2 separate regions of the Homo sapiens genome follow, and region 2 is linked to region 1. A link is a loop called in an ENCODE intact Hi-C map of the cell type or tissue named here. Cell type or tissue: Caco-2. All regions are shown on one strand. Each heading gives the region's core, and the rest is flanking DNA. Links, peaks and the distances in the headings are about the cores only. Region 1 has its middle 300 kb from the start of LINC02223. Region 2 has its middle 470 kb from the start of LINC02100.

Region 1 (16,667 bases), core at 5,466-13,465:
TAAAGTCACTCAGGAAAGTTTTGTGAATATAGAACATTTTCTGCATTGATGATTATGAGGAAGCTATGGTAATTGTTATTAAAACAAAATATTCGTTGCTGCAGTGGTCAGCACCTTACTGGGTCATCTTTTGGAGTTCTTTGGCTCAACTTACGTGAAACCTACTCTAGTAAATTTAAAGGAAAAGGTAAATACATTGGAAGGCTGGAGAGGAGCTGGTAGAATTTTTAAAAATCCTGAAAGCCAGACCTCAGAAAGGATGGGTACAGAAGAAGCAGCGGGGATTTTCACAGCAGGAACTGGGCTCCAAGCAACATCTAACTGTGTCACTTTGATGGAGAAACAGACTGGATCAAGGCTCACCTCTACACCCTGGGGGCAGTGCGTCTCATCAGGCCTGCCGGATAATGTCCTGGAATTAGGAAGCAGCTAGTACAATGAAGGAAAACGGAGGAATATACTAACACAGGACGTGGGCAGTGTGGCAAGCCAGCCAAAACAAAAGAGTCCACTCTACCCTTTAATTAAACAGGTTGAGGTAGGTACCTAATGGCAAAGAATCACTGAAGAGAGGGATAAAATATCAACTCATGTAATTGTTATTCTACCTAAAAAGCAGATTTTTTTAAAAATTGTTTTTGTTTTCATTTGATTTGATTTATATTTAGATGTCTGATAATTTTCAGAGATCATGTGCACAGAAAAATGTCTGTGCATATCATCACAGCCTGAGATACGTCTTGCAGCCAACTCAGACAAACGATTTGCGAATACAACCTTGCAACATTCCTGAGCTTTTCTTTGTTAGGCTATTATTACAAAATTTCCAAGAGAAAAAATGGTCTCTACTTGTTTTTCCTGAGATGTAGGTGTATAAAAGAAGTAAAATACAAGACCTGTTTTTGTGAATAGGTAGGTGAGAAAACCATTAAAATTCAAATGAAAATAAGTCTTCGTTATGATCATGTCAGATTTGGAAAACTTTGGCAATTTGAGCGACATTTCCAACGTTAATTTTCACATTTTGAATAAAAGCAGTAATTACCCTACCTGCATGTGTCATGTACAAGGTATTGCCCTCATGTTTCTGTATTTTTTTTTTTTGGTGCATGTATGGCCACAGGAAGAGAGAGTTTTTCTCATAGCAATAAAAAATCAAGTGAAACCGTTTCTGTATTTATGGTGTTTCCTCCCACTGTCTACAGTTTATTTATGTGAATGTCTATGAAATGGTTTCCTTGGTAACTAAAAGGAGCCTGGGTCTGATCAACTGTATCACAGGCTCACAGTTTTAGGCATCCGTTGCTTACAAAAACTAACTACTCAATAACAAAATGTAAAAAATCAATACCAATTATTTATTGAATTGATATCTTTCTAGGGTTTTTCCATTTGGCTATTTTAGGATCCTACTCTATGCTAGATTTCCATGTAAACAGTTACAATTCAGGAGAAATTTACATTTATTATAGATACTGTTTTAGGAAGTTATACTAGTGAGGCCCTACCCCTTTCCAAATCCATTTGCTATTAATTGCCAAATGCTTTGGCTCTCATCTGAGTAACAACTAGCACTCAAATATTTAATGACTCAAAATCACAGAAAAAATAAGACTTGATGTGCCTCCATATATCACACCACCACAGCAGGGGTTAAAATAAATGCCAGAGGTGATGAAAAAATGACTGTTTTTCATAGAATCATGCGTGTTGTAAACAGCAGCTGGTTATCATTGTTTATTATGAAACAGTAGCAAAATGTCTTTATTCTGATTTCTAGCTTCTCTATGTTGCCTTCTTTCATATTGAAATTTTAGATACCTCTTGCTGAGTTCATTTGTATTCAGCTGTCGTTTCTCTCCTTCACTCAGCCATTCTCTTGACTATCCAAGACTTTTGTCACACTATGTCATCTGAAGTATTTGGTATTAATGAAATTTTATATGCAATGCTATCACTTCAGAAATAAACCTCATGCCACACTTTTGAGATTATAAAAATGTAGACTCATACTGAAGCTAACTCAGGATGAACAGAGGTTAGTGGGTGGAACCTGGTAATTTCATAATTAGATTTAACCTTTCTGGTGCCTTAGCAATCATTTTAATAATGACATTACTTTTCCTGTCCAATCACGTAACATTTCTGTGCTATTCGGGAAACTGCTTTGTTATGTAGTGAGCAATAAGACTGTCAAGTTTCATATCCTCCTGTTTTTCCTGAACAGATTCTCTAAAATATTAGAATAAATTTGACTCTGTTTCTCTTGCCAGAAACACAGGAATGAGAGCTTCTCTGGTGTTTCTATTACATCATCAATTTCTCCCTCCACTCTCATCCCTTTTCATGCCACAGAATCATTATTGGCATGCCTGTCAAAATTACTAAATCACTCTTTCCTATTCTCTTCCTTTACCACAAAATCCAATGTTTAAATCATAAACACTGCTTCCCTTCTGTAGCATGCATTGCTCACATTATCTGCACTACTTTAGAGATTAATCATCAGAAATTAAAAGATGGAATAAAGCCTCACTCAAATTAACACTCTTCCTCACTCTGGGTCTCTCATTTTATTTCTAATCTGATATGTCGAAATTATGCTTTATACTGACAAGAATGTTCTCTCACCTTGCAAATACTTCCCCAGACTTGAAATCTTGTTCAAGAAGGTAGCTTTTGATTTACTTCCCAAATAATGTCTTTTGGTTTAGTGTATATAAAAGAAGATTCCTTTTCCTTGATTCTGAAGATCCAAATGTTGAGGCAGATTTTTGTCTACTTTGAGTTAGCTGAGGCTTATTGGTTACATATTTTTTCCCACTCTTTTCACTGATATTCCAAATAACTATTTAAAATATGTGTATATTTTGAGATATACTCTGAGATGTCTGAAAATTCTATGCCTTTAGTTAGATGATGCTCTAGATTTTCATTATGTGAATTCACCTAGAATTGTGTTATATCTTGATTCTGCCAGTGCTCATGTTGGTAATGGGGTTTTCAATTATTATATTACAAAAAGATGTCCAGGTCAAGGTTTTCTTAGAGTTTCCATCAGGGAGCATAGTTGAGGCATTGAATTTTAAGGTACAGAGTTGATGAATATGCCAAAAATAAGATGAATCTTAACTGAGCAATTTGTTTTCTATTGAGGTCAAGAAACTGATCATTGCAACAAGATCACTGCATAAATTTTTAGCAACATATGCCAATTCTTTTGCCTTTTCCCCTCTAAGGAGATGGCATCTAAACTGAGACCTGAGGGAAGAGTGAGAATTAGATTTTAGCAGAGATCCTGACTTGAGAAGGAATTGATTGTTGATATGGAGCTGATATAAGGTCAATGCACCAGGAGTGAAATGAGCCAGGCTAATAATTGTACCAGATAGACTGGTATATAAACTGGCCCTGTTTAAGCAGGGCCTGGTAGAACATAAGGAAGCTTGCATTTTATCCTATGAGGACTAATAAGTTAAAAAAAGGCTTTTTAATATTAGAGCAACAAGATCTGATATACACTGAAAACACCATTCTGATACTGGGAAGAAAATAGATTAGAAGAGGTGTGAGAGTGAAACAATGAATACTAATAACGTTATTGCCGGGCTGGGAAGAGATGAAATTTTGAGCTGGGAAAGTGACAGTGAATCTAGGGAAATGCAGGGAGATTCAGGAAATATCAGGCTTGCTGATAGATGAGATGTTGGAGTAAGGGAAGGAGAAAAACAAGAAGGCTCTAAGGCTTCTGACTTGAGGATCTCTCTGGATAGTCACATAGTACAACTCAGGTGGGAAAAATGGGATATTCTCAGGATTTGGTGGGGAAATTAAAACTCTGTGTTGAACGTAATAAGATTAAAATATCTATAAGACAGTTCAGTAGAGATGGCAAAAGGGCTGTTGGGCATATTAATCTAAATATTGAAATGGCTAGGCTGGGTATATTACAATAAGGAGTCAAAAACATAAATGGAACACCAGAACTTATTTCTCTTATCTACCTGTAACTTTGTACCTATTGATCAACCTTTCCTGATCTTCTGTACCCTGTACTCTCCCAACCTCTAGTAACCAGCATTCTTCTGTCTACTTCTATGAGGTCAATGGTCAACATTTTTAGATTCTACATTTACCTGACATCATGCAGTACTTGTACTTCTGTGCCTTGCTTATTTAACTTAAGACAATGTCCTCTAGCTTCATCCATGTTGTTGAAAGTGACAAAATTTCAGTTTATTTATGGCTAAATGGTATTGCATTGTGTACACATACTACATTTTAAAAATTCATTCATCTGTTGCACAGTCAGGTGACTATAGCCAACAATTAAATATTGTAAACTTCAAAATGTCTACAAGGGATAATTTTTGAATGTTTTCACTACAAAGAAATTATAAGTGTTTAAGGTGATGGATATGCTAATTACCCTGATATAATTATACAATGTATATATGTATAAAAAAAATCACACTGTACCCCATAAATAAATATAATTATTATGTCAGTTAAGAATGAAATAAAACTTAAAAATATATAAATTATAGCTTTGCCATGTGAATAAATTGGGTCACAGAGAAGAGCATTTGAGAGAAATGATAAGACATAAGACTAAATGCTGAGGAATTCTAAAGTTTAGATGTTGAATCAAGAATGAGGAGCAAATAAAGAATACTAGGAAAGGGAAAATGAGGTAGAAGGGAAACTAGGAGACTGTGTCACCTTGAAAGCCAAGAAAGGAGAAAGTTTCAGGCTCAGAAGATCAACAGAGTCAAAGGCTACTGCAAAGTAAAGGGAAATGAAAACTAAAAAAAAGAATTCCAAATGACATGCAGCATGCCAGTCATAGAGTTGTCTGGAGTTCTTGCATATTTTTGATTTTCTTGTAAGAGTGTGAGTGAGAATCAGATTGAAATCTAAGACTAAATGGGAAGTAAAAAACTGGGGATTTTGTGTATAGACAACTCTTTCATTCAGACCAGTTTTGAAATGCAAAAGGTAGTGGAGGGAAGAGATGGGGTCATGGAGGAATTTTTAGAATAGAAGGACTTTATAGAATAGTAGAGCACATTTGTGCTTCAATAGGAATAATCCAGAAAAGAGCATTAACAATGTAGATCAGAAAAGAGATAACTGAAAGAGGGAAATCCTTGAGAAAGTTATACAAAGTGGGACCTAGAGTGCAAGAGGGCTGATTGACCAAACTTCAGAGAAGGGACACATACTATTGTAATTGGGGGGATTGGGACTAGATAAGGTTATTAACTGAATGTGCCTGTAGGGGGTGGTAGTGGTAGATGCATCATTTTAAAGGAGAATAGGAAAACAAGAATAGTTTAAAAAGCCAACAAACTATTTCCAAGAAATATTGAAGTCCTTGTGATGTTTTTCATCAAAGATTTCAAGTGAAACTGCTCAGTCAGTTGTATGATTTCCTTTAGAAATGTGTAGATGCTTTCATGTAGCAACGAAAAAGGAGGATATTTGGTCTCATCTAGGATTGTTTTTTACTTGGGTATAAAGGAGAAAAGGGAGATAAGGGATTTAAGTATTTTTCAAGGGCACAATTGTAATATTTGAGCATGAAATATAACCTGGGCAAGAAGAAACATGAAGATGGAATGAGGCTATTGATATTTATTAAAAAGTAATATGATTAATGGATTGGGTGTCTTGGTAAAGTGAAAGCATTGCTAATATGTAGATACATAAAAATGTGAATCAGAAAAATCAGAGGTGACAGTAGAGGAATGAAATATTCCAAGTTAAGGCATTTTGGGGAGCATATAAATCTCTATGGTATAAATATGGGAACAGAATTTGAGGCTGAATGAAAGTAAAAGTCATTTGACATCCAGAGGTACAGGACTGAGAAGAGGTACATGACAAAGAGTCACCCAGGAAGTATTAGGAGTCACAAGTTAACGTCTTTAATGTAAGGAAAGTGACAAAGACGTTGGTAAACAGAAAGATTAGAGAAGAGTAGTGTGCTTGAAAGCATATGGCTTTTTCAAGACTTTTTCTTCTTTAGAGGAAGAAGAGGAGGAAAATATTGTTTAGATGATGTAACCAAGAGCAAGAGCACTCTACAAACTTTTTGTCCTTGTGGTATAAAGGGACATGGAAGAAACAAAAACAAAAATCCAAGCTTCATAGAGTGAGAACCAGTTTTCAGTTAACATATGAAGATGGAAGAACTATCTTAAGGCTTAAAATATAACACCCTTCCTAATATCGTTAATATTTACATATATTTTCTTATTTAATTCTAATAGTCACTTCCCAAGGTGATGCTAAATTGTCTCAATTTTATAAATGAGGAACTCATAGCATGGAAATGTTGAGTAATTTTCCCATGGTTACATATCTAGTAAATATTGATGTCAGGATTCAAAATCAGGGCATCTGACTTCAGACCAAGCTACAATTTCACCTGGTCCTAAAAAGTGGAAGACTTGCTTTGATCTGGGGGTAACTATGACATAGGATAACATTGGTAGTGATGTAACAAAAATAGGATAACTTTAGTAGTGATGGTAGATGAATGGAGAGACTTGTACTTAAGGCAGCAACTAAAATGAATAGGATTGTGCATGCTGAGAGTTTTATACCCAGTCAGAGCAGAAATGATATAATCATTTCTAGGACTAGCTCAAAACTCATTCGTGACAAGGAATGCTTCTGGAATAAATTAGTTGTGTATATTGGTAGCTTAATCATGGAAACACAGACAAGATTTGTAGATTACGGTAGACATTTCTAATCCTCACCAATATCTGGTTCACTTTCTTTTCCTGGACAAAGGAGGAAAACTTCAGTCTCCTTGAAGCTAGGCAGGGCCACAGGACTAATTCTTTCCAGAAAAAGTGAGAAGAAGAGATGTATGTGTCTCTTTCAAGATAAGGCAGTTGAAAATTCCAAAGCAATTTTCTATGTTTTCTTCCTCCAATGCCATGACAAAAATGGAGGTCTGATGGTCAGATGGCCAAGCAACGAGGCAGAAGTAGGTGAGTGTGTGGGGGTTGCTGCTGTGGAATGCCACAGGGAGGACAGCTGTCCTGGAGAGTCACCCTCTCTGGCAGAGGAATATGGTGTTAAGCCACTGATATAGACTGTCTCCTCCTGAGAAACACAGAGAAGGAGAGAAGTTGGACCAGATGAAGAGAACAGTATTGACAAAGAAACAAAAGTTAGAAATGACAAGAAGACCCTATCTAAATATCAGTGGGATTTCCCCCCCCTTTTTTTCCTTTTTCTTTTTAAGACAAGGTCTTATTCTGTCACCCAGTCTGGAGTACAGTAGTGCAATCTCAGCTCACTGCAGCCTTGACCACCCAGGCTCCAGAGTAGCTGGGACCACAGGTGTGTACCAGCATGCCTAGCTATTTTCTTAAATTATCTATAGAGACAGGGTCTCCGTGTTTCCCAGGCTAGTCTCAAACTCCTGGGCTCAAGCGGTCCTCCCTTCTCAGCCTCCCAGAGTGCTGAGATTACAGGTGTGAGCCATGGCACCTGGCCAAGAGATTTCCCTAAGTCAATATTTCTAACAGATTTCTTCTTAGATCATGTGCTATACTAATGTACATTGTAAGTCTGTTAACATGGGTGGCTTTTTTTTTATGTGTAGCCTTTTCATTTTCTTAATGGACCACCTAATAACTGTAGAAATTACAATTTGGAAAATGCTTTTCTAAATTTTATTTTTAGGGTGTTCAATTGGTCAATATGCTATAATCATAGTTCTTAATTATCCAATCTTAATTCATGTAGATAAATTTATCTACTCAGAAAGAGATGATGAACACTGTGGATAAAAGATATTAGAACAGCTCACCTTTATATATATATAAAATTTACCTCAGGAGATCCAACCTACTTGAGGGAGCATTTCTATTCATTCCTCAATCCATGCACATAGGTACGCTGCCTGAGTTACTAGCTCATGGAAATAGAGGATGCTAAAAAACTTGCTCCTCAAGTAGTTCCAGGGAAATAATTGCAGTCTAGAGGTATGACCTGTGACTAAGAGATATGTAATCTAGAGGTATGATCTTTAAACTAAGTCTAGCATAAAGTCATCCAGTACTATACTGGAAACTATTTCTTGTTTTCAAGCATGTAATAATTTGTGTCTTTTGAATATGTTGATGGATTGCACTGATGTTCACTTTACAGAGCCCTAAAGAAATAAAAATACACACACAAAAGTACTTATACAGGCAGGAACCTAGTATTTTTTTTGCTTATGATAAGTTTATATCGTATTTAGGAAAAGAGAAACACATTGAACATTAAAGCACATTAAACATCAACTGCCATAAGGACTGTTGGTGCAGACTGAGGATGTGGCCAAGAAAGAGGAGTGGAGGTAGGGGTTGGTTTCTTCTTTCACTGCAGACCCACCTTGGGTTGGCCATTTGATGAGAGGAAAACTTGCTAATATTCTTGGTTAGAGATGGAGAAATGGATTTGGCAGAGATTACTAGTAGAAGTAATCAAAATCTGAGCTCCAAAGCACATAAACTCTATTCTCCTACTTGTATTTTTGGCTGCAAATTCCATCTCACATTTTCTGGTCCCATGTCATAAAGATACCTAGGAAATGTCTCTTGTTCTATTTTCCACCTCTTCTGGGTGATAAAAAAAAAAAAAGTCAGGTTTCTCTAAGTAAAGCTGGTTCACTCTCTCTTTTTCATGTTCTCTCTGTGTGTCTCTCTTTTTCTTTCTCTCCCTTTCTCTCTCTCTCTCTCTCCCTCCATGTACCTCAGAAAATCCTGAGTAAGGTAGTCTCAATTTAGGGGAAGAGGAGGCCCTGTTTATTCTTGAGCTTAAAGAATATTCTCTTACAAAGTTTCTTTGAGGCCCTGAAATGAGATATAATACAGTATTTTGATCTTTTATACAATTTTCCTTGAGTATAATAAATAAATATCTCAATCTTCTTTCTCTCTCAACTAAAGGAGAAAAACAAAGACAGAAGTTTTGGGCAGTGTAGAATTTGGACATTCCTGGAATTGTGAGCACAGTTCTTTCTCTCTCTGAGACCTTAACTTCCAGGAGGTGCAAGCAGTGAATGGTTCAGAGTTTATTGATTATTCCAATCAGTTCATGACCTATTGGAATCCCAGGGAAACCTTCACGGTGCACAGGAGATGAGAGTTGAGTTTGGGAGTAGTACAGGCGGTTAGGAGATAGAACAGTATTTTAAGATGCAGAGCCAGAATAAGCCTTTACCAGAAGAGTAAAGGAAGCAGAGAAGCAGAAAAGTACCTGGCACAATATTTGGGGTCCTGTAAAGAACAATATGAACAAATATTGAAAACTATAGCCTGGGATTGGAAAGTGAGCTACACGCAATGTCCTCACTAGGGAGCTTTGTGTTGGACACTGAGTTGGTGTCCCTTTCCCCACACTGCACTCCTCTCCGTCTCCTGCACAATTTTACTTTCTGTACACCAAAAATATCCTCCAGAAAGCAGCTTACCCTCCTTTCGCCGCATTTCCATTTCATGTCCATTCTTCAACACACAAGGTTCAGCCTCTCCTCATAGCCCTGCCAAATCTGTTCTTGTAAAGGTCATTTGATCCCAATGGTTCCAATTCCAATGAGACTACTTAGTCCTCATATGATGTTACTATTCACCCCTCATCTCAACCTTTATTTTTCTTAAAACCTTCTATTCCTCAGGATTCTCTAACACCACAGATTCTTGTTTTAACTACAATTCAATGACCTTCTCTCTTCTCAAATTCCCGTGATGGAGTATCTTGCATGACTTGCTTTCTAGGTCTTGGAATCACTAGGGCCGGGTTTAGGATAGCATCCTTTTTATACCTATCCTCTTGCCCAATCTTCTATGTACTTAAACATTGTGTTTGTCTCATTCCAGACTTTGACACCCCTGATTTTTTATGTCCTACTTCTTACATAATATCTCTACCTTATCTTACCAACATTTAAACCTATATGTCTCACTGTATTCACCATCTCACCCAGCTCCTGTTAATAATCAGAAACTATCCTTAATTACTCATTTTTTTCATAACTCGATTCTAAATTAACCATTTCTTAGGTGTTATTTGGGGGGCAGGGGGGCAGGGACAGGCTCTCACTCTGTCGCCCAGGCTGGAGTGCAGTGGCGTGATCTCGGCTCAGTGCAACCTCTGCCTCCCGGGTTCAAGTGATTCTCCTGCCTCAGCCTCCCAAGTAGCTGGAATTACAGGCGTGTGCCACTATCGCCTGGCTAATCTCAGTTTCACTAATTATTTCTATCTCCACTGCCAGAACATTATTGAAAGCCAAATTACTTTTTACCCAGACTTCTGAGGTAGACTTCTGTGGGGTCTCCTTAGTTTTATCCTTGTCCTCCTATAATCTAGTCTCCAAAAAATGTCTACGATCCTATTTTTAAACATCCATCACATTATATCATGCTCCTGCTTAGAAGTTTCTATTTGTTTCCCTTTAGAATGAAGTCCGAAGCCCATTCCAGTACCCACCAGGCTCTGAGCTCATTCCATCCCCATTTCATAGCATCTCTCATGTTTTCCTCTAAGCTTCCAACACACCCAGGCTTCCCAAATACTCAAATTATTTCCTATCTTAGATTATTTTGCTGATCCCTGAGCCTAAAATTATATAAGCTTATGTTTGGTATTATAGCACTCTGTTTATTTCCTTATAATTTTCAGAACTTAATTCATGTAAAGCTGATTTATTTGTTACGTATTTTCCCCATTAAAAGGTAAATTCAGTGAGTACAGGGACCCTGCCTGTCTTGCTTACCACTTTATCCTTAGAATTGAGTGAGTTGTTTGATAGATAATATTTTCTGTATGAATGAATATTTGTTGTCCAAACAGTGGCTCATAATGTGGCTTGTTGGGAATAGCATTTTCAATAAGAATTATCAATTTGAACTTTAAATTTCTAATTCCTTTACAAAATTAATTTTTTTAAAAAAACTTAAATGTTAAATCTGTAACTATTATTTACTTATATTTTTATTTTTGTTCTCAATGTATTTGGTATTTTACTTTTAAAGTAACATTTTTATTGGTATGTTTTTATCTATTTATTGAATCCTCAGGAATAGTGCTGTCAACAGCATCCACAAATGGGTACAGAGTTTAAAGAGATGTACCGTATTCTGGGTTGAGAATGCAATAAAATAGCCTCTACTAACTGCTGCCATTATGATATTTCCTAAAATCCTAATGAAAATTATTGCCTCTTTTTGAACCTTATATGCCTTCTTAAACATGAATTTGAGCACAAGGCTTATCTGTTGAACAACAAGGCTTATCTGTTGAACAAACGAATAAAACAAATGAAAATTTAAGAAAAATAATTCACCAGAAATGCAAATTAAACGCAAATATATATGTCTGTAAATGTAAATATGTGTTTATATATATATTTACTTTGTATCTGTATGTATACATGCATATGGGTGAAGACAGAATTTGGAATTTCAAGAACTGGTAAAATAGATGATTTTCAGGTCCTTTTAGATCTTAAAATATAGCATTTGATAAGTTGGATCTGTTGTCTCAGAGTAATGAGAATTTAACAGGATTAAGTGGACATTTTTACTTGTTTGATTGAATTGAATCTGTTTTGAAAACACATTGAAATTCAACAAACTCACCCTACTGTATGGATGCCTCCTGTGTGCCAGGCTTGGTGCCAGGTAATGAGGATTCCAAGATGAAGGAAGCCTATGCCCTTCCCTGGGCCTCTTCATAATCTTGGGATTGAGATTGCCATGGCAAACTCACATGTGTAGTGCATGTGCTTTGTATCTATAATATGAAGAACATATAAAATGGTATCCACGTGGAATTATTCTGCCTTTGAGGTGAAGGAATGTTTCAGAGTTTACCTTGTGCAACAAACTCAGCAGTACTCTAATTCTCATCACTAGAGTGTTTTACTTCTCATTTCATTTAATAAGATGCTGCATTTTATATTTGGATCTATCTACCATTCTAGCTGTTATTTTTCCATGGATCTCATGTTATGACCATTGGTCCCTTCTTCAATTCTGTTTAATGCTACCTGCAGCTCAATCTAAATTGTAAACCAGGTCTAATGATGAATTAGAAGCCCCTTTCTCACCAGCAGTGGATAGTAATCTTGCTATGGCAAAATCCATATCCAGTGCCCTGGATGACTAAGTAGGAGCCGAGTGTACTTTTGCTTTAATCTCCTTTTAGTTATTTTGGTCAATGTGACAGCACTTCTGCTTGAGTTTATCTTTCTTCTGCAATTCCTACCTTGGGACTAGAGACAAGCTATGACAAAGCATCCATTTACTTGAGACCAAATAGACTTTCTAACTATTGCCAGCTCTCTCCTTAATGGCAACCCTATTCCCAGAACTCTCAGCATCTGCCTACGATGGGCCGATTCCAAAACATAACAGCACATCCAACTTACTGAGCATCTCTATTTCTAGAAAGGTTTGTTTAACACTCATACTATATTGGTCCCATTTGAATGTCAAGTATGAATTTATTACACATCATTTATTGAACTCTTTTTGAATATTAAGTTCAAGGTTGCTAAACCATCTTGGATATTAATATAATGATCATGATGAAAACTTTGAACACTCCTAACCTAGACTCTTTCCTCAAATTTTCTCTTTACAACATACCCAAGTTGACTATATATGCATGAGTAACAAGAAGCATTCCAAAGGAATATTTATAAGTATTAACAGGCAGGAAAAAAATCGGATGATTTTTAAATTACTAATTTAAAATGTATTTCAATATGCCAAGCCATGTTAAATCATCTGTAGGTCCAATAAATTTTAATATGTTTTTTAAAACTGAAGAATAATGCTTGACTACAAAAGATGAAGTTGTAGACTTTATTATAATAAAAATAATGGTTTGGTTTTGGAAATTGTATAGATTTCCTTGTGGACATAGTTTGTGAATAAAGCTTTTTCTTGTTTCTTATTTTTGGTTACCACATCCTCCACCTAATGTGTTCTGAGGATGATGATGTTTGAAATTTACATTAAGATACCTTCTTGTTAGTAGGAGTGTAACTAACCAAGGAATGGAAGAAACAGTGGAAAGTAGTGGGAAGGACCCCAGCTTGCTAGCATGAGGTTCTTTTTATTTTTTCTGCTATCCAGTGATTCTTAATCATGTCAGGGTCACACATTCCTTTGAGAAACTAAAGCTATGGATGGTCTCCCTATAAAAATGTAGAAACTCTGTGGGAATTATTAAGCCATTGTCTGTCAGCTTAAAGCCCAACCTTCTCTATTGTGCTTGGCCATTGTGGAGCTGGAACTCAGACCACTGCATTCTGCTTTGCCAACTGTCTTCCTGTTTGGCTTTGCCAATAAAAGGTATGAGAGGGAGGCTGCAGGGCTGGAGAAAAATGAAGAAAGTTGTTTCTTTCTATCTGCCTCCCTGGACTTCCTGTCTGTGAGACCCTCCCTTAAGTTTCTAAGTTTATGCCATTGTTTCTTTTTCTTCTGAGCACTAGAGGTTGTGGTTATTTCCTGTACTTGCTTCTTCCATAATACAGTGCTATATAGCATTTTCCTTTTACGTTTTATTTTTAGGTAATGATTCCTCAGATGAATTCCCTCCATTCAACTAGCTGGTGTGGTTTTAGTCAACTGGACCCTGACTGATCAATATTCTCACATAAATAAAACTTTTTTTTTTTTTTTAATTTTCAGGAGGCTGATTGATTCCTGCTTAGGAAGTAGTTAACCCAGGGCCGGGCGTGGTGGCTCACGCCTGTAATCCCAGCACTATGGGAGGCCGAGGCGGGCGGATCACGAGGTCAGGAGATCGAGACCATCCTGGCTAACACGGTGAAACCCCGTCTCTACTAAAAATACAAAAAATGAGCCGGGCGTGGTGGCGGGCGCCTGTAGTCCCAGCTACTCGGGAGACTGAGGCAGGAGAATGGCGTGAACCCGGGAGGCGGAGCTTGCAGTGAGCCGAGATCGCGCCACTGCACTCCAGCCTGGGTGACACAGCGAGACTCTGTCTCAAAAAAAAAAAAAAGTTTAAACAGTGGCTCTCTAAATCCTCATAAGTTCTAAAATTCAGTGTTTCTCGTATATATATGATTGGGGAAAGGATAAAAAAATGATCAATGAAACTATTAATGAAAATGTGAGAAATAATCGTGAAAATGTGAAGTAATCATCAAGTCCAATCTGTACCCATTTTGAAACATAAGTGGGTTATCAACAGAAGTAATTATTTATAGGGAAGTGGATGAGAAAAAAGAAAAAAATTTTTCTGTGATAGAAGTGGGAGAGTAGTCTTGGCATATGGTCCGTAGGAATTGAGTACAGATTTTGACCACCAGAAGGAAACAGGAAGCAGATGAGTGAAAAACACAATATCGTTTCAAAAAGTTTTTTTTTATATAAATGCAAGTAATAGAGCTGCAGAGTACAATTTTTAAAAATAAAGCTACCTGTACAGTCACTCTTGATGTGCCACAGTATTTCTTATCACAGCAATGCAGCTGCTGATATTTAGAACCTAGAATGGATTTCTTGCAAGACGCTGGCAGTAATTCCTACACATCCATAGCTGTCAGTGGAGTGAGTGCATTGTCACTATTATGAGGTCGTTATTGACACATGACTTTTATAATAGAGGAATTCCCATTTATGACATCTCAATTCTCCTAATCCCTTCACCTTCTCTGCTAATCGAAAAAAAGTTGAAGTATACAGTTAAGGGCCAGAAGTAACAAAAAAAAAAAAAAAAAAAAAAAAAGAAAGAAAGAAAATAAAAGAAAAAAAAATCAGTCTCTTTCCTCTGAGAGCCCAACTCCTAGTAAGAGAGACAGAATCAAATTTAATAAAATTTGAATAAGCTCCATAGGAAGTAAAGGGAGAAATCAGTGTTAGAATTAAGGATGGTCGAGGGCACAGAAAAACTGGCCACATCCCATTGTCATTCTCCTTTCCAATATGCTCTTATTTCTGGAGACACAAGACTGTATCTTTTAATCATTTACTTTATTGTGCAACTCGCTGTATAACATCTATGTCTTCAAATTGTTCGGCATTCAATGGGATAAGAGAATGAATTTGGAAAACCTCGCTGGCATTTAGCTAGGTAATTGAAGATGGAATTCCATAGGACTATCCCTTAGGCATACACCATACAAATTTACTCATATAAAATGTGTTTTTTTCCCTTCAGTTTTATGCAGGTGAAAAAAATATACAGAGTAGGAGCAACTTTTAGACTGAAAAATTTATCCGTTTATATATTACTATAAAGAAAACCACCCCACTTCTTCTCAGGTGACAATGGAAAGGCTTGGTGAACTGATTTTATTACATGAGCGATTAGTTAATTTTATTTCATTATATTTTCCCAAATGATAGGGAAACAGGGTGGTGTCATCACATTTTTTATCTTTTCTATTCTTTCCTGCTTAACCATCTTCAGCCAACAGTTTAGATCCTTACACAGTGCACAGCACAGGTTATGTGGTCCAAGGGAATAGACTTAGCCGCTTGCGACTCTTGAAATTTAAGTTAAGATTAATTGAAATTAAAAAATAATAAATTTGCAGTTTCTCCATTGCACTAGCTACATTTCAAGATCGATAGCCACATGTAGTGTCTGCATATTAAACAGCAAAAGTGTAAACTATTTTCATCATCTCAGAGAGTTTCATTACCCAGTGTTGACCCTAGATCATCAACCTAATAACGATTCTGTAAAAGTGCCTCGCCTTCATTTTTTCATCCCTATGAACCTACTGTAAGAATAAAATAGGATTTGTGGCCGGGCGCAGTGTCTCACGCTTGTAATCCCAGCACTTTGGGAGGCCGAGGCAGGCAGATCATGAGGTCAGGAGATCGAGACCATCCTGGCTAACATGGTGAAATCCCGTCTCTACTAAAAATACAGAAAAATTAGCCGGACGTGGTGGTGGGCACCTGTAGTCCCAGCTACTCGGGAGGCTGAATCAGGAGAATGGCGTGAACCCGGGAGGCGGAGCTTGCTGAGATTGCGCCACTGCGCTCCAGCCTGGGCGACAGAGCTAGACTCCGTCTCAAAAAAGAGAAAAATTAGGGCTTGTAACAGATTCTTTTTCAGTAGCCACAGCAGATGCCTTGTGTAGCATATTCAAGGCATTATACCCAAATTGTTGCACTGCAGAAGGGGAGACAAGGTTTTTTCCAAAGCCCTGAAACACATGATTTGGAAATCTTTTGCAGTCTTGCCTTATGAAGCAGCAGTGCCACCAAGTGTTGGGTGAAAACGGTTTCGATTTTTGAAAGACATTTGATGAAAATTTTGAATTAAAAAAATCAACAGAATTAATCATAGTTGCCATTTAACCTGCATAGGTTTATATCATGAAGCCTTATGTATCACTTTCCATTTATCACAGATTTTAAAACATAGTAAGAATAGATACAGTTAAATATATGCTGCACTTGATGTCTTTTTTTTTTTTACTCTAGCTAAAAGAAAGATATAGCATAACAATTTGAAAGGATGTGATGATTTTTTCTCCTTCACCTTGGATCTGTATATTTAGAAATTCTGCAATGTGCAACTCTGAACTGCAGCTATCTATAGCGTGCTCCTAAGAAAGAATAAATTATTTAAACACTGCCATTGCCTCAGATCTAGATTTTACT
Region 2 (16,667 bases), core at 5,628-13,627, 170 kb after region 1:
AATGTTGTGCAGCTTATCTGGATTGTTTTTGATGTTATAGTAAAATTAATGGCCTCCAACTTTCTACATATGAAGCACTAGAGAAATGCTACATATTTATATCCTGAAGAAATGTTTATGCACACTTTACGTTAAAAAAAAGTTTAGTGAACACACCTTTCTTGTGCTCATTAAAGTTCATAGAGGCAGCACACGTCGAGAAAACTAATCATTGAATTTGGCGTTTTAACCTAGATTTACATCTTACCTATGTTGTTTGCAAGCTGCACAATCAATGAATCAATCTTTATAAATTTTATTTCCTTTATATGTGGAAAGTCTTTATGAACGTTTATGTCATAGAGATGTTATAACGATGTACATAAATAAAATTGGCTTAGCCCATATCTGCTACAATTAAATACCATAAACTGGATAGCTTATAAACAATGTAATTTATTTCTCACAGTTGTGGAGGCTGGGAGGCTCATGATCAAGGCACCAGCAGATTTATTGTCTCCTGAGGGCCTGCTGTGTGGTTTATAGATTGTGGCTTCTCACTGAATCCCCATGTGGTGGAAGGAGCTACTAGCTTTCTATGTTGTCTTTTATAAAAACACTAATGCCAATCATAAGAGCTCTACTCTTATGATCTAATCTCCTACCAAAGTTTCCACTTTCTAATAGCATAACTTTGAGGTTAAGATTTCAATATTTGAACTTTGTGGGGAGCTAAATCTTCAGTTCATTGCCGAAGTTATTTCACATGCAGCAGCTTTCAATTAACTTAAGTTCCCTTCTCTCATCTCCTTTTCCTAACTCCTTTACTAATAGGAATTCTAGGTATTAAGGAAGCAAGTGAAGAGAGAATTTCCAGTGAGTAGTGAGGGCTAGAAGATAGAGATGGTTTTAAGAACTCCACAAATATATTCGATAAGCATCTACTTTCTGGTTGATGGTAGAGCTTCCCAATCAATGTGCTCTGAATGGTTTATACCACTGGCTACATTGGCAATATTTGATACATTCTAGCTTTTAGATGGTTAGATGAGAGCTGGAGGAGCTCGAGTCCACAGGACTGGTCACTTCCAGCTATGGGGACCCCATCCAGGGATTCTCAAAGGAGCATCTAAGTAGAAACCAACCTAATGGTACTTCCTGTACATGTTATCAAGAACCTGCTGCTGTTTAGCCATATACAGAGCCTTGCCAAGTTGTGCACTACCAGCTGGCCATCTCTACAGCCAGCTGCAGAATGTATGGTTGCCAATTAGGTGTAAGGAACTCATGGAGCTATTGGAAGATATTGTATTCCAGGTGTCCAGGGATTAAGGTACACAACTCAAGGTAGAGCCAGTCAGAAGGAAATTTGGGAAAATCTACTGGCCATTCTGGGATGTCTTAGTTCATTTAGGATGATACAACAGTGTGCCATAGACTGGGTGGATCATCAACAACAGAATTTCATTTCTCACAGTTTTGGAGGCTGGAAAGTCCAAATCAATGCACTGGCAGATTTGGTGTCTGGTGAGGAGGACCTGTTTTCTGATTCATGGATGACCATCTTCACCCTGAGTCTTCACATGGTGAAAGTACGAGACAACTCTCTGGGGTCTCTTTTATAAAGACACTAATTGTTATAATGAAGGGTTCACTCTCATTACCTAATGACCTCCTAAAAGCCCCACCTCCTAATATCATCACATTGGGGATTGGAGTTTTAATGTATGAATTTGGAGGGAATACAAATATCCAGTCTATAGCGTGGAGGTACAGCTCCAAACAAAATCCTGGAATTGATGACAGACACTTCTCTCCAATGAAAGCAGATGGAGCCTTTCAGTGAAATCTAGCAGACTGCAAGGTAACTGTACTAATAGTGCTCACCTAGCCCATTAATGAGTCATTATTGGGCTAGTCATTATAATAATCAGTCATTATTTTAAGGTAACTATTTCAAATATTTTTGATTTAAAATTAATGACTATTATGAAAATTTTCAATACTCTTTGTGCCAGTAAAAGAAAATGGGGAGATGCTGAGTTCATTAAATGTAATTTCAGCTATTGTTAATTTTGAAAGAGTAAAAGATAGATTTTAAAAATGTTATTACCTATTTATGCAGAATAATTTCTTTTTGATGCCATCCAGAAATTGAAGAAATCACTATTTCTAGTCAGTCTTGCCTCGGAATTGTATATACCGGCTGCAAATGTAACGCTTTGAACAAAAGTTATGTTCATAGATTCAGGTTCACATTTCTGTCAAGATTTTGATGAGGCTTTATTTGGATATTTTATACTAATAAAACATTAATATCTTTTCTAATCTTTTACATTTGATTTTTCCTTATAAAGAAAAAATAATTTTTAAACTAAGCTCCATATATATCCTTGTTTTACCTGAAAGATCATAGAAAATGTTTCTTTTCTATGTGCGTGATTTATTGAAAGACTTTGAAAACCACTAATCGCAGTATAAGATTTGCCCTGTAGGCTTAAGTCTAAATACCATATTACCCAAGAGAAAATAACAGTATTTAGACTTGGACTTACATGGAAATAATGAATTTGATATTATGTTTTAAAAGGGCACTTCTGTAAAACACAAGATTATGGAAACCTTTTTTTTTTTTTTTTTAAGCCTTAGAAAATCTCCAGCAAAAATTGTGTGCCTACACCTTAAGGGTTCTCAACGCCAATTCAGGAAACTTTGATTGTAAGTACATTTTCTATATCTTCTAATAAAATCAGTCTTGCTACCACATCTGTTCATCTTATCCATCTTGGTACAAAACATCCATGAATCCTCTCCATACGACAGAACTTCAACTAGTTGATGATATCTATCAAGGTCTCCTCGTTCTTGTTTCCTCATAAGCAAGCAACCCTAGTTTTCTCAAGCATGCCTAATCTATTATTTCAAGTTCCTTCACCATCATTCATGAGCCCATTGGGCAATGACAGGAGTCACTGGGGACAGAAGCTGAATGGTGGACATAAAGCGAGTCATCCTATCCATTTGATTATTAAAATCCTCCTCTGCTTATGTCATCCTTTGGTGAGCATTCATGTGAAACACAAATATCTTCACGGTTTTCGACCACTCATAGAAATCCATCCACATACCTCTTCTCCAAATTTTCTTGTCACCAATTTTTCAATCATGTTCCTACCAAGTCCTTGGCCATTGTAAGGACCTGGTAGGAGCAAGCCTACCAAGATCCTACCAAGTCCTTGACCATGACAAACCATTGTACCATCCATGAAACAGTATATAATCGCAAATCTGGCCATTTTTTTTCCAAGCAAAAGGCACAACCAGGTGCACTGCTCTAAGTTCTGCCCATTGGGAAGATTTCCCTTCGCCACTGTCCCTCAGGGATGTCTAGAAAGGGGCTGTAGTGCTGCAACTGTCCATTTTTGGGTGGTGCCTGCATATCATGCAGAACCATCTGTAAACGAGGCCCCAGTCTTCTCTTCCTCCATCAACTGATTATAAGGAATTATATATGAGGTCACATGTGCAGGATGGGAGAGAGAAGTCAGGGTGGCAGGAGTGGGGACCATGGGCATTTGAGCCACTCTTCATGTAACTTATTTGTGGCTTCAGGACCTGCTTGATCCCGATAATTTATGTACCACTTCCATTTGATGATGGAATGCTGTTGTATATGTCCAACTTTATGGGTAGATGAGTCAGAAAGCACCCAGCTGATGGTAGGTAGTTCAGGTCACTTGGTAACTTGGTGACCCGTAGTTAAACACTTAGTTTCTACCAAGATCCTGTAATGGGCCAAGATCCTGTAATGTCTCTCTTAAGGAGAGTAGTTATCTGCAGAAGATGATAGAGCCTTAGTCCAAAATCCTAGGAATCTCTGCCATGATTCACCTAAAGAAGTACGGCAGTGGGCTCATACTCATGGAATTCACTGGTCTTACCATGTTCCCCAACATCCTGTAACAGCTGGATTGATAGAATAACGAAATGGCCTTTTATAGTCACAATTACAATGCCAATGAGGTGACAATACTTTGCAGGGCTAGGGTAAAATTCTCCAGAAGCTTGTGTATGCTCTGAATTAGAGTTCAATATATGGTACTCTTTCTCCCATAGCCAGGGTACATGGATCCAATAATCAAGGGTGGAAGTGGACGTGGCACCACTCGCCATCACCCCTAGTGACCCACTAGCAACATTTTTGCTTTCTGTTCACACAACATTATGTTCTGCTGGCCTAGAAGTCTTAGTTCTAGAGGGAGGAATGCTGCCACCAGAAGACACAGCAATAATTTCATCAAACTGAAAGTTAAGATTGTCACCTGGCCACTTTGAGCTCCTTCTGCCTCTAAGTAAACAGGCTAAGAAAGGAGTGACAGTGCTAGATGGGGTGATTGACTCAAACTATCAAGATGAAATCAGACTACTACTCCATTATGAAGTAGTATGTATGGAATACATACATGCTAAGGAAGAGTATGTGTGGGATACAGGAGACCCCTTAGGACATCTCTTAGTATTACCATGCCCTGTGATTAAGGTCAGTGGAAACTACAACAACCCAAATCAGGCAGGACTACAAATGGCCCAGACCCTTCAGGAGTGAAGGTTCAGGTCACTCCACCATGTAAAAAAATCACAACCTGCTGAGGTGCTTGCTGAAGGCAATGGAAATACAGAATGGGTAGTAAAAAAAGGTAATTATCAATACCAGCTACGACCACATGACCAGCTGCAGAAACGAGGACTGTAATTGTCATGAGTATTTCCTCCTCATTTTGTTAAGAATACGTTTGTGCATGTATATACTTGTACTAAGAAAATATATTCATTTTATTTCTTTTCGTCTTCCTTTATCATGTGATATAAGATTTATTTTCATATCAGCATTTAAGTGTTGTTAACTTTATATAATAGCATTTAGGTTAAGAATTAGTGTGCTTCTGGTTGTACAAAGGATAGCTGTATTATGTTAGGCATAATTATGACCTTATTATTGTCTTTATTTGGAGATTAAGTATAATTTCAAGAGATGTGTATGGGTTCAAGTAGATGAGGAGTGGACTTGTGATGGCTAATATTAAGTGTCAACTTGATTGGATTGAAGGATGCCTAGACAGCTTGCATTGTTTCTGGTTGTGTCTGTGAGGGTATTGCCAGATGAGATTAACATTTGAGTCAGTAGACTGGTGGAGGAAAGCCCTCTCTCAATCAGCTGCCAGCTGGGCTAGAACAAAGCTGGTGGAAGAAGGTGGGATGAGCTGGCTTGCTGAATTTTCTGGCTTTCATCTTTCTCCCATGATGGGTGCTTCCATCCGTTACTCTTGCCCTGTGACATTAGACTCCAAGTTCTTTGGCCTTTGGACTATTAGACTTACACCGGTGGTTGCCAGGGCCCACAACCTGAAGGCTGCACTGTCAGCTTCCCTGCTTTTGAAGCTTTTGGACACAGACTGAGGCACTACTGGCTTTCTTCCTCAGCTTGCAGACAGACTATCATGGCACTTCGCCTTGCGATCGTGTGAGCCAATTCTTTTCAATAAACTCCCTTTCATGTATATATACATCTTATTAGTTCTGTCCCTCTGGAGAACTCTAATACAATAATTTGATCATTGTTGATATTTACTTATTCATTCAGCATTAATTATATGCATTATATCTTTTAAATTCAGCACCAGGCCAACAGGATACAAATATGACTCCGCTCAAAAAGTTCACTATCTAATGACAGACAAAAACTGCTCTTCCGTTCCAGTTATTATCTAATGATGTATAACAAACCAGCTGCAATGTAATACCTTAAAGTAAAAATAATAATTTTAATCTGTATTAGTTGTTAATGCTGCTGTAACAAATAACCACAAACCTAGAGGCTTAAATAATACAAATTTACAATCTGTCTTACAATTCTGTAGAAGTCTGACATTTGTCTCATTGAGCTAATATTAAGACATTAGAAAGGCTGCATTCCTTTCTGGAGGCTCTGGACAGAATCCATTTCCTCGCCCTTTCCAGCTCCTAGAGGTCACTATATTCCTTGGTTAGTGGCCCCTTTTCCCATTTTCTAAGTAAGCAACACTGTGTCTTTCTTGGGTGGTCACATCTTTATTTGCCTACTTCCCTTTTCCACTTGTAAGGGCCTTTGCGACTACATTGGACTCACTCAGATAATCCATATAATCTTCCCATGTTAAGGGGAGCTGGAATCTTAATTCTATCTGCAGCCTTCATTTCCATTTGCTCTGTAACCTAACATAGCCATAGCTTCCAGGAATGAGGATGTAGATACCTTTGGAGGAGACACTATTCTGCCTACTCTATTAGCTCTCACAGTTTGCTTCTCTTCTATCAGACATCAATTTGGTAGAAGCTTGGCTGAGCAGATTTGGCTTAGTGCCTCTTGTGAAACTGCAGTCAGAAAATGGTTTAGCGTGGAATCATCTTGTAAGATTTTCCATCACATATCTGGCCTGGGAGGGCTTGAATAGCTGGGGATAACCCAGCTGAACCTCCCTGGACCTCCCTAAATCTTCTTTATCTCTATGGAGGCTTCCCAGGTGGTCTCTCCAGCGGAAAGACTTCAAGGTAGTGTTTCTTCTTATGTGTCAGTTTAACATTCCCAAAGCACATATCCAGAGAGAGAGAGAAAAAAAAAAAAAGAGAGAGAGATGGAAGACATATTATGATGTAGCCTCTGAAGTTATAAAGCATCACTTGAACTCTTGGTCAAGGTATTTACAAAGATTCACTTAGTTTCAGTGGGAAGCAACATAGATCCTATTCCTTGATGGGGGAGAGAGCATTTCATATTGTAAAGAGAGCATGTGGGCCGGGATATATACGTGTAATACCACCTTCAGATGTGTAACTGAAACATCTGTGAAAGAAACATTAATTGTGCTCTATACAAAATTATTTGGCTGTCACGTAATCTAGCACACCTTTGCTCTTTTTGTAATATTCCATATACTGTGACCTGAACAGAATAGAAAAAACCATTGACTCTTAGATAGATTTTATTCATAATTGGATACACAATGGCTTCTCTTTTCTTTTTTTTTGAAATGGAGTCTTGCTCTGTAGCCCAGGCTGGAATGCAGTGGCATGATCTTGGCTCACTGCAACCTCCATCTCCCAGGTTCAAGCGATTCTCCTGCCTCAGCCTCCCAAGTATCTGGCACTACAGGCGCCCACCACCACAGCCGGCTGATTTTTGTATTTTTGGTAGAGATAGGGTTTTACCATATTGGCTTCTCTTTTTCTAGCCACCTCACTACTATGAGTTTAATATTTAAGGAAATGCAGAAGGCAGTTCGTCATGTACTAGGCCATCCCATACCATCTCTAGTCCTACACATAAGCAATTGATTTTTAGAATAAAGATTATTACTTAAATCTTATTTTCGGTTAATTAAATTTTTATTCATTTATCCAGATCCTGAAGTTCTATTTATAATCATTTTTATCTGTAAAAAAAATCACATATAACTTAAATATGATAAATATTTTTATATCTTCTTTTATTAAAATATTGAGGAAGAAAAAGTCAAGATTATAGCCTGAGACAAAATCCTAGAAGCAACCCCTCTCCAGGTTATTTCACTGTTTTCATTGATCAAACAGTTAAACATTAAACTAGGAATGACCAATCCACCCAATTCACCTTAAAAGCAACACATATTTCTCATTATTGGCTAGAATATCATGAAAGACCATTTAAAACACCTTTCTGTTGCCTCTGCATACTGTGCTTACAAAATGTTTCTTGTATTAGTAAAACAGAAATCATGTAAAATATGAAAACATTTGATTTTTTTTAACTGAACTTCGGTGTGTCTAATGAAAACTACCTAGTTATGTTTTTCAGCAGAAAGCCAATGGGCCATATATACAATTGTTCTTCCTGATATTTCAGTTCACTTTAACTTTATTATTTGTAAAATCCACTGTTTTTTTCCTGTATGAGTGAGAAATAACACTTTCCTAATACAGGCCTCCAGGGCATTTCCCACCCTCAAACATTGCTCAAAAGAAGTCTGAAAATCCCCCTTTACTTCAGCGTATAATGTAATTTATTTATAGAATTAAAATTAGATTACATGTTAATAGTCATAGTTTCTTTTACAAGTTCACCAGTTTTTCTTATATTTATTCTGCAAATATTTATGATTACTCCATTTTCCATTACTAATAAATGCTCTCTTGGGCATCTTATCAGCTGTGCTTGAATGGGAAAGCCATGGGCTAGAAAAAGCCCACATTTTTCCCTCATTAGCAGTTTCTCTCTCTCTCTCTCTCATTCTTTCTGCCCTCTCTCTCTCTGCATGTGTGTGTGCTTGTGTACATGGGTGTATGTATGTGTTTAATGAATGAGTTTCTAATTTTTATTTAATTAAAAAAATTTTTTTACAGACAAGGTCTCACTCTGTCACCCAGACCGGCATACAGTGGCACAATCATAACTCACTGCAACTTTGAAATCCTAGACTTAAGCCCATCCTCCCACCCTGGCCTCCTGAGTAGCTGGGGCAGCAGGTATGCCCCATGATGCCCAGTTGATTTTTGTTTTTGTCTTTTTTTCACAGAAATGAGGTCTTGCTATGTTGCCTAGGCTGGTCTCAAACACCTGGCTTCAAAAGATTCCCCTGCCTTGGCCTCCTTAAGTGCTATGATTACAGACATGAGCCACCATGTCTGTCCCATTATTTCTTAATTACCTTTAGTGTGTGTGAAGAATGCTCCTAGGTACTGGGAACATGGTCATGAGCAGACAGACAGTATTTTTGCTCCAGAAAGGGCTTACTTTCTAAAAGGAAATGGGATAAAGATATAATAAACAAAATATTCTTGAAAGAGAATATGTTATTTGAGTAAAAGAGGTAAGTAAATGTGCAGAAGCATGATGGAAGGTGTGATGGGAACCGGGATGGGATGCATTTGCATGGTCAGGGAAGAACTCATTAAAGCGGTGGTAGGAGAACAGAACATAAAAAAGTTGTCATCTGTGGTCTCTGACCCAACTACGCTGCTTCCTCTTCTTCTGTGCCCTGATTCTGTCTACCTGTGATGAGATGAGGTGCTGCAGAACTCCATCCCACAACCAGGAGAGAAGTATTATTTAGTTTAAGCAAATCTTGGTAATGCCCATGCCAAAAGTCCTTGCCAGAGATGATTTAGATACTCTTACATAAGCTTGAACAACTAGATGTAAAGTGGTAACTCCTGAGGGCTTTATCAGAAATGTTTCTTCATTAATGGGAGGGGACACACAATCGGAAAGTCAGCTGCATGGACAGGCGGAATGTGGAGAAACTACATCCACCTGTGACCACAAGGAGAGTTGCTTACAAGTTGGATGGAACAGAGGCAGATAGGAAGGACACCAGTCTTGACAACATCATTAAGCACTGAATCAATCCACAAAGAGTCAATGTCTGGGCTTTTCACCGTAGACAAAATAAACCTCCTCTTGCTCAAATCTTTGTTATCTAGGACACCCTAAATGATACAGAAGTGATCCAATGGCTGGTCTATTTCTTTCTGTGTTTGTGTTTGTGTTTGTGATTGTGATTTGTGTGTGTGTGTGCATTTTTATTACACATGGAAAGAGTGTTCTTTCATAGGGACCATGCCTCTATTATCAATTGAGTATAAACGTTTTTTAAAAAGATTATACGGTATGACAGAGAGCTACAACTACAGAAATATTGAGAAATTCAGATATTTAGATAATGAGAAGTCAATGGAGCTATATGATTAAGGGAAACAACAGTAAAGGAGGCCGGCTAAAATTATGTGTTCTGGTTTGTCATTTCTTATGCAGGAAATCATTATGAATCCAGAATATCTCCTTGGGCCGAACAGGGATTTGTTCTTCAAGTCAGATATTTGTTCTGTGGTTATTTGCAGGTGTTCAGCAAATAATGTCCATGATTTTAGTGGGACTATGTCATATTTTTATTTCTGTGTGTTTAAATTATGTGTATTTAAGAATAATCAAATTTCTAGTAATATGTGTATATATGTATGTGTGCATATATATGCATACATATACACACATACATATATGTGTATGCACATATACATATATGCGCATATACGTATATGCACACACACATACATATACAAGTAACTTTTAATTCCATTCCTATAAAAGCTCTGAAGTGTCCAATAACAAGTAGATCAACAGGCATTTCTCTTTAGAAATGTTGAGGCCCAGTTCCAAATCAAGACCTATAGCAGTTTTTTCAGCAATGTCTGACAGTGTACTCTCTCCCTCCTCCTTCTGTCTGGAGAGCTACAGCATCCTTCCCATGGATATGAATGCTAATTCACATGTGGGATATAGGGGTATTTATGCCATCTACTGGCTATTTTGGAAAAATGCATTTCAAATACCAGATGTCTTCTTGCAAAAATTTAGAATGTCGGCAATCTTGATTTGTATTCAGAGTATGGAAATATCTTTCATGTTCTTTGAAAACATGAGAAATGCCGTGTTGCTATTAAATTTTAAATGTACAGCTCAGCTTTCTCTTTGTAGCAGTGGAACTAAAAGTTACAAGACAGCAGAAAGTCATTCTTATTCCATTTGCAAAAGTATGAATATACCTAAATTATCTCATGTGTTACATTCTCTTTGTCCAAGTTAAAATGGTTACTTATGAAGTCATGGACATCGACTTGGACTTGTGTCACTTTTGGATGCAAAGGGAATAAAATATCTTCCATGATTAAATAAAATGTCACCTCCTCTGCTTAAAAGTCCAACCCACCGTAGATATGGTCTGTATGAACATTAGTTGTATCCTCCCAGCATTAGTTACTTCCTCCGGAAAAGATAATGTGTATGTTTTCAGTTATCTTTCTACACAAAGTGCTTCTTTTCACCAACTCAAAAAAAGTCAGTGGTCTTTTTCTGGGTATTTTTTCTTTGAAAGTCAGTAACTAGGAACTTTAGATGAGATATTTTAGACGTTACTCACCTTTCTCTTAGATAAAAACAGCATGGATATGGATGTACATGAAAATTAATACCTTTGCTATATAAAAAATATTGTTAAGAGAATAAAAAACAAGCCATGGACAGATTTAGATTTTGAAATTGCCTTTCTCACAAAGGACCTTTATCAGAAAAAAAGAACACCCAAAACATAACAATAATTTAAAAATCCCGATTAAAAAATGAACAAACTATTTAAACAAGCATTTCAGTAAATAAAGTATACTGATGCCAAATATGCATATAAGAAATGCTCAAGGCCGAACGCGGTGGTTCATGCCTGTAATCCCAGCACTTTGGGAGGCTGAGGCGGGCGGATCACGAGGTCAAGAGACTGAGACCATCCTGGCCAACATGGTGAAACCCCGTCTCTATTAAAAATACAAAAATTAGCTGGGCATGGTGGCGCGTGCCTATAGTCCCAGCTACTCAAGAGGCTGAGGCAGGAGAATTTCTTGAACCCAGGAGGCGGAGGTTACAGTGAGCCGAGATCCGCCATTGCACTCCGGCCTGACGACCTAGTGAAACTCCGTCTCAAAAAAAAAAAAAGAAAGAAAGAAGAAATGCTCACAATCATTTGGGTAAGTACAAATTAAAATCACAGTGATGGTCCAAGACTCACTCAATAGAATAGAATGTTTGATTAAAACATACTGACAGGCCAGGCGCGGTGGCTCACACCTGTAATCCCAGCACTTTGGGAGGCCAAGGTGGGTGGATCATCTGAGGTCAGGAGTTCAAGACTAGCCTGGCCAACATGGCAAAACCTCATCTCTACTAAAAATACAAAAATTAGCTGGGTGTGGTGGCGGGCATCTATAATCCCAGGTACTCGGGAGACTGAAGCAGGAGAATCGCTTGAATCTGGGGAGGCGGAGTTTGCAGTGAGCCGAGATTGTGCCACTGCACTCCAGTCTAGACGACAGAGCGAAACTCCGTCTCGAAAAACAAACAAATAAACAAAAAAAATACTGAAAATAGGAAGTGATGGTTAGGGTGCAAAGCACCTCTCATATACTCTTGCTGGCAATGCATAATGACTCACCATTATGGAAAACAATATAGTAATTTATCATAAAGTTAAAAATACCCTTGTCATATGGCCTAGAAATCACTTAATGTTTACCAAAGTAAAATAAAAACTTATATTCACACAAAAAGTCCTGCACACGTTTATAGCAGCAATATTCATAGTCATCAAAAATTGTGTATGACAAAGATGCCGAATGTTTGGTATATGGATAAATAAACTATAGATATTTATTGTATAAACATTGTATTGTATTTATACAATAAACATCTATACAATAAAATGCTATTCAGTTATGAAGAGAATTATTGACTCCTCAGAAGATTAATCTTAAATTCATTTTGCTATATGAAAGAAGCAGATTCAAGAGTTACATAGTACTTGTTCAAATTTTATATGTTTTACATACATGAGTGTGTGTGTGTGTATAACCTTACAGAAAAGGCAAAAATATAGGTATAGAAAAAAGATCACTGGTTTCTCTGGGTGGAAGGAGAGCTTGATTAAAACTGAGCAGTAGAAGAAAATATTTGTGGTGATAGAATTGTTTTGTAGTACAACTCTGATGGCAGATGCAATTCTATACATTTGTCAAAAACAATACAATACCACACAGAGTGAATTGTTTACTGTAAGTAAATTTTAAATAATTAACCAGAATTTGGGAGAAATGCTAACTAGAATACAAGAATATGACATATAAAGAAACATAAGCCAGTGGCAGTGGCTCACACCTGTAATCCCAGCACCTGGGGAGGCTGAGGTGGGTGGATCATCTGAAGTCAGGAGTTTGAGACCAGCCTAGCCGTGGTGAAACCCTGTCTCTACTAAAAATATAAAAAATTAGCAGGGCGTGGTGGTGGGCACCTGTAATCCTAGCTACTCAGGAGGCTGAGGCAGGAGAATCTCTTGAAGCTGGGAGGCGGAGGTTGCAGTGAGCCGAGATTGCACCATTTTACTCCAGCCTGGGCAGGAGTAATCCTAGCTACTCAGGAGGCTGAGGCAGGAGAATCTCTTGAAGCTGGGAGGCGGAGGTTGCAGTGAGCCGAGATTGCACCATTTTACTCCAGCCTGGGCAACAAGAGTGAAACTCCGTCTCAAAGAAAAAAAAAAAGAAGGAAACATAGACACATTGAGGGTGGGGAAGTGTATTAGTCCGTTTTCACACTGCTGATAAAAGACACACCCACAACTGGGAAATTTACAAAAGAAGGAGGTTTAATGGACTTACTGTCCCACGTGGCTGGGGAGGCCTCACAATCATGGTGGAAGGTGAAAGGTACGTCTCACATGGTGGCAGGCAAGAGAAGAGAGAACTTTTCTAGGGGAACTCCTCTTTTTGAAACCATCAGATCTCATGAGACTTATTCACTATCACGAGAACAGCATGGGAAAGACCTGTCCCAGTGATGCAATTACCTCCCACAGGATTTCTCCCACAACACATGGGAATTCAAGATGAGATTTGGGTGGGCACACAGCCAAATCATATCAGGAAGAAAATAAATCAAGTAACTTTGGAAATCTCTATTTGGATGGGATACTCTAAGGCTGAAGGAAAAAAAATACTGACACAAAATCTATACTCAAGTTAATAAATCTGTTTTTTTCAGCAATATGAGTCAGCAATTCTGAAACTACTTTTTGTGTATAATAAGAATGGACAATTAAGTGAATATATTGTGTTCAATGAGAGCCATTTTCTCACTGTTAGAAGAGGCACAAATAAGAAAAGGAGAGAGGCTAGAATGAATGGATCTTGTCATTTAGGAATAGAAGCAGATGTTTCATTAAAAGAGGTATCATTATAAGCATCATGTTTTTTAAAGGTAGATGGATGGATAGATGGAGAGAGAGATGATAGTGAGAGGTGAGGCCAGCTGGACTTCCTGGGCCGAGTGGGGAATTGGGGAACTCTTCCTGTCTTACAAGAGGATTGTAAAACGCATCAATCAGTACTCTGTAAAATGCACCAATCAGTGCTCTGCAAAATGCACCAATCAGCGGGATTCTAAAAGTAGCCAATCGTGGGGAGGATTGAAAAAAGGCCAGTCTGATAGGACAGAAACGGAACATGGGAGGGGACAATAAGGGAATAAACGCTGGCCACCCCAGCCAGCAGCGGCAACTAGCTCAGGTCCCCTTCCAGGCTGTGGAAGCTTTGTCCTTTTGCTCTTCACAATAAACCTTGGTACGGCTCACTCTTTGGGTCTGTGCCATCTTTAAGAGCTGTAACACTCACAGTGAAGGTCTGCGGCTTCATTTTTGAAGTCAGTGAGACCACGAACCTACCATCAAGAACCAACTCCCTACACAATAGGTGGATAGACAGTTCCGTGTCTGCATTGGTTGATATGGACACATATGTCTCCTTGCTGTGTCTGCTGAGCTCTAGATACAATGACACTCCACTAGAAATATGCATACCTAGAGCTCAGATCTTGGTTTCTAAATATAATTCTTCAGTGAAAACAACCAGAGTTGCTTGGAGGATTGGTTAACTCCAGGGCTGGGGTGGGTTAAATACAAGATGAACCTGGAATAAAATGTTGTTCTGGAAAGTAAGGAAGGGGAATGTTGAAAGGGTACAAGAGCCAACCTGAGAAAAGCTCCTAATGGCCAAAGCTGGAACAATGTAAACAACAAAATCAATAATATCGGATAAAATCCACAGAATAAAATGAGCATCCACAAGTTCATACTAATCAAAGTAAATATTTACATAAATGAGGAAGAAAGGACAGCTCTTCCTTACAGAAAAACTTCCATTGATAAATATAGAAACGTAGAAAATGGAAAATTGCCATTAACAAAAGATGAAATTCTTGCAGGCAAGTTCTACCAAGGAATAGTAAAATGAATAAGCAAAATCACTAAAAAAAAAAAAAAAAAAAAAAAAATCAGGGTATTTACTAATTAGAGAGATAAAATTAGTAATTTCCAGTAGAGAAACCCAGCAGACACCTTAACCAAGCGGTCAAGGTTAACGCCATCAATATCAGCATCACATATTCCCTGACAGATGCACTGAGAAGAGCAAATTATTTCTGTGACATTCTTGCCAAAAATGCTTAGCCTCAATTGAGGCTTGAAAAAATATGATAACCCAAATTGAGAGACATTCTACAAAATAGCGTACTGGAACTTTTCAGAAGTGTCAAGGTCATGAAATAAAAGGACAGACAGAAGCACTGTCACAAATTGGAGAAGATTAAGAAAACATGACAACTAAATGCAACGTGTAATTTTTTTTTTTTTTTTTTTTGGATCCTCGAAGCAACAAAGTGGAAAAACTGGGGAAATCCAAATAAAGTATTTGGTGTAGTTAATGTTGTTTTATCCATGTTAATTATTTAGCTTTAATTATGTTATTATGTTAGGCAAGATGTTAACATTAGGGGGAGCCAGATGAAGGGCATATGAGAATTTTATGTATTGGTTTTGCAATTTTTCCAAAAGCTTAAATTATTTCAAAATAAAATTTAAAAATATTATTACCTCCTACTATTTTAGGGTTGCTATTTTATCACTATTTTTTTAACCAGGGTTTGTGTGTGTGTGTGTGTGTGTGTGTGTGTTTGTGTGTGTGTATTGTCATTCCAAATTTAGAAGTTTGTATGTTCATTTTTAGTCATTTCATCTATATTTTCAAACATTTCTATATTGCATTATCTGGTTTTTATTTGAAATATTTTTATTTGTCATTATGTTTTATTTTTTACTCAAGATGTTATTTTTTTACTTCTCTCAGTTGTTCTTGATTGTATTCAAAGGTCTACCCCACATACTGGTTTTTTTGGACAAACTTTATTTTGTTAATGTATTTATTTTATTTTTCCATATTTTAAATATATTTTTACTCTCTTCTTTTTGAGATGGAGTCTCACTCCATCGCTCAGGCTGGAGTACAGTGGTTTGATCTCGGTTCACTGCAACCTCTGCCTCCTGGGTTCAGGTGATTCTCCTGCCTCAGCCTCCCAAGTAGCTGGGAGTACAGGTGCCTGCCACCACCCCTGGCTAATTTTTGAGTTTTTAGTAGAGACGGGGTTTCACCATATTGGCCTGGCTGGTCTCCGACTCCTGACCTCAAGTGATCCACCCACCTCAGCCTGCCAAAGTGCTGGGATTACAGGCATGAGCCACCACGGCTGGCCTATTTTTACATATCTATTAATTATGCTGTATTCATCATACTTTCTTTTTTCCATTTTATTAAATTAAAAGCTATAAATGTTCCTGTTTTTTATCTAGAAATTTTGATAAATATAATAATTTCATATTATCTCTTCTAGATAACTTGTAAATTTCCATTTTTAGTGAATCTTTAAGTCAGGAGTGATTTAGAAGTGTATTTTTGAAATTCTGAACTATATGGCTTTTTTGTTATTTTTCTAACTCCATTTCTAAATTCATGTCACTGTGGTCAGTGAACATGACTTAAATGTGTCATTTTGAGGGATATATTAAAATTTTCTTTTTGACCAATTACATAATCTTTCTGTGAATATTTCCTTTGAGAATTTTAATACATATATAATGCTTTTTAAACTATATTTATTAAATTCTGCATAGTCTTATACTTAATTGTCTTCTCCTAGAGCTATATGTAAAAACATTCGCAATGATTGTTCATTTTTCAGTGTTTCATTCTAA

The links. A loop is a pair of places that touch in the nucleus more often than their neighbours do. Peaks named below come from ENCODE experiments on the same cell type or tissue, not always from the same donor. Only the 100,000 strongest peaks of a DNase experiment are listed, where the experiment ranks them.
Region 2: a loop joins it to region 1, with 3 times the contacts of the local background. A loop is called at or near these places in 6 of 110 quality-filtered maps.

Annotation. Positions count from the first base shown.
Region 1 is chr5:18,097,657-18,114,323 of GRCh38, forward strand. No RefSeq gene overlaps it. Among named protein-coding and RNA genes, the nearest start is that of LINC02223, 300 kb to the left of the region's middle. In Caco-2, for the core only: no CTCF peak of the experiment used is centred there; no DNase peak of the experiment used is centred there.
Region 2 is chr5:18,271,805-18,288,471 of GRCh38, forward strand. No RefSeq gene overlaps it. Among named protein-coding and RNA genes, the nearest start is that of LINC02100, 470 kb to the right of the region's middle. In Caco-2, for the core only: a CTCF peak has its summit at 10,329 (motif pointing left); no DNase peak of the experiment used is centred there.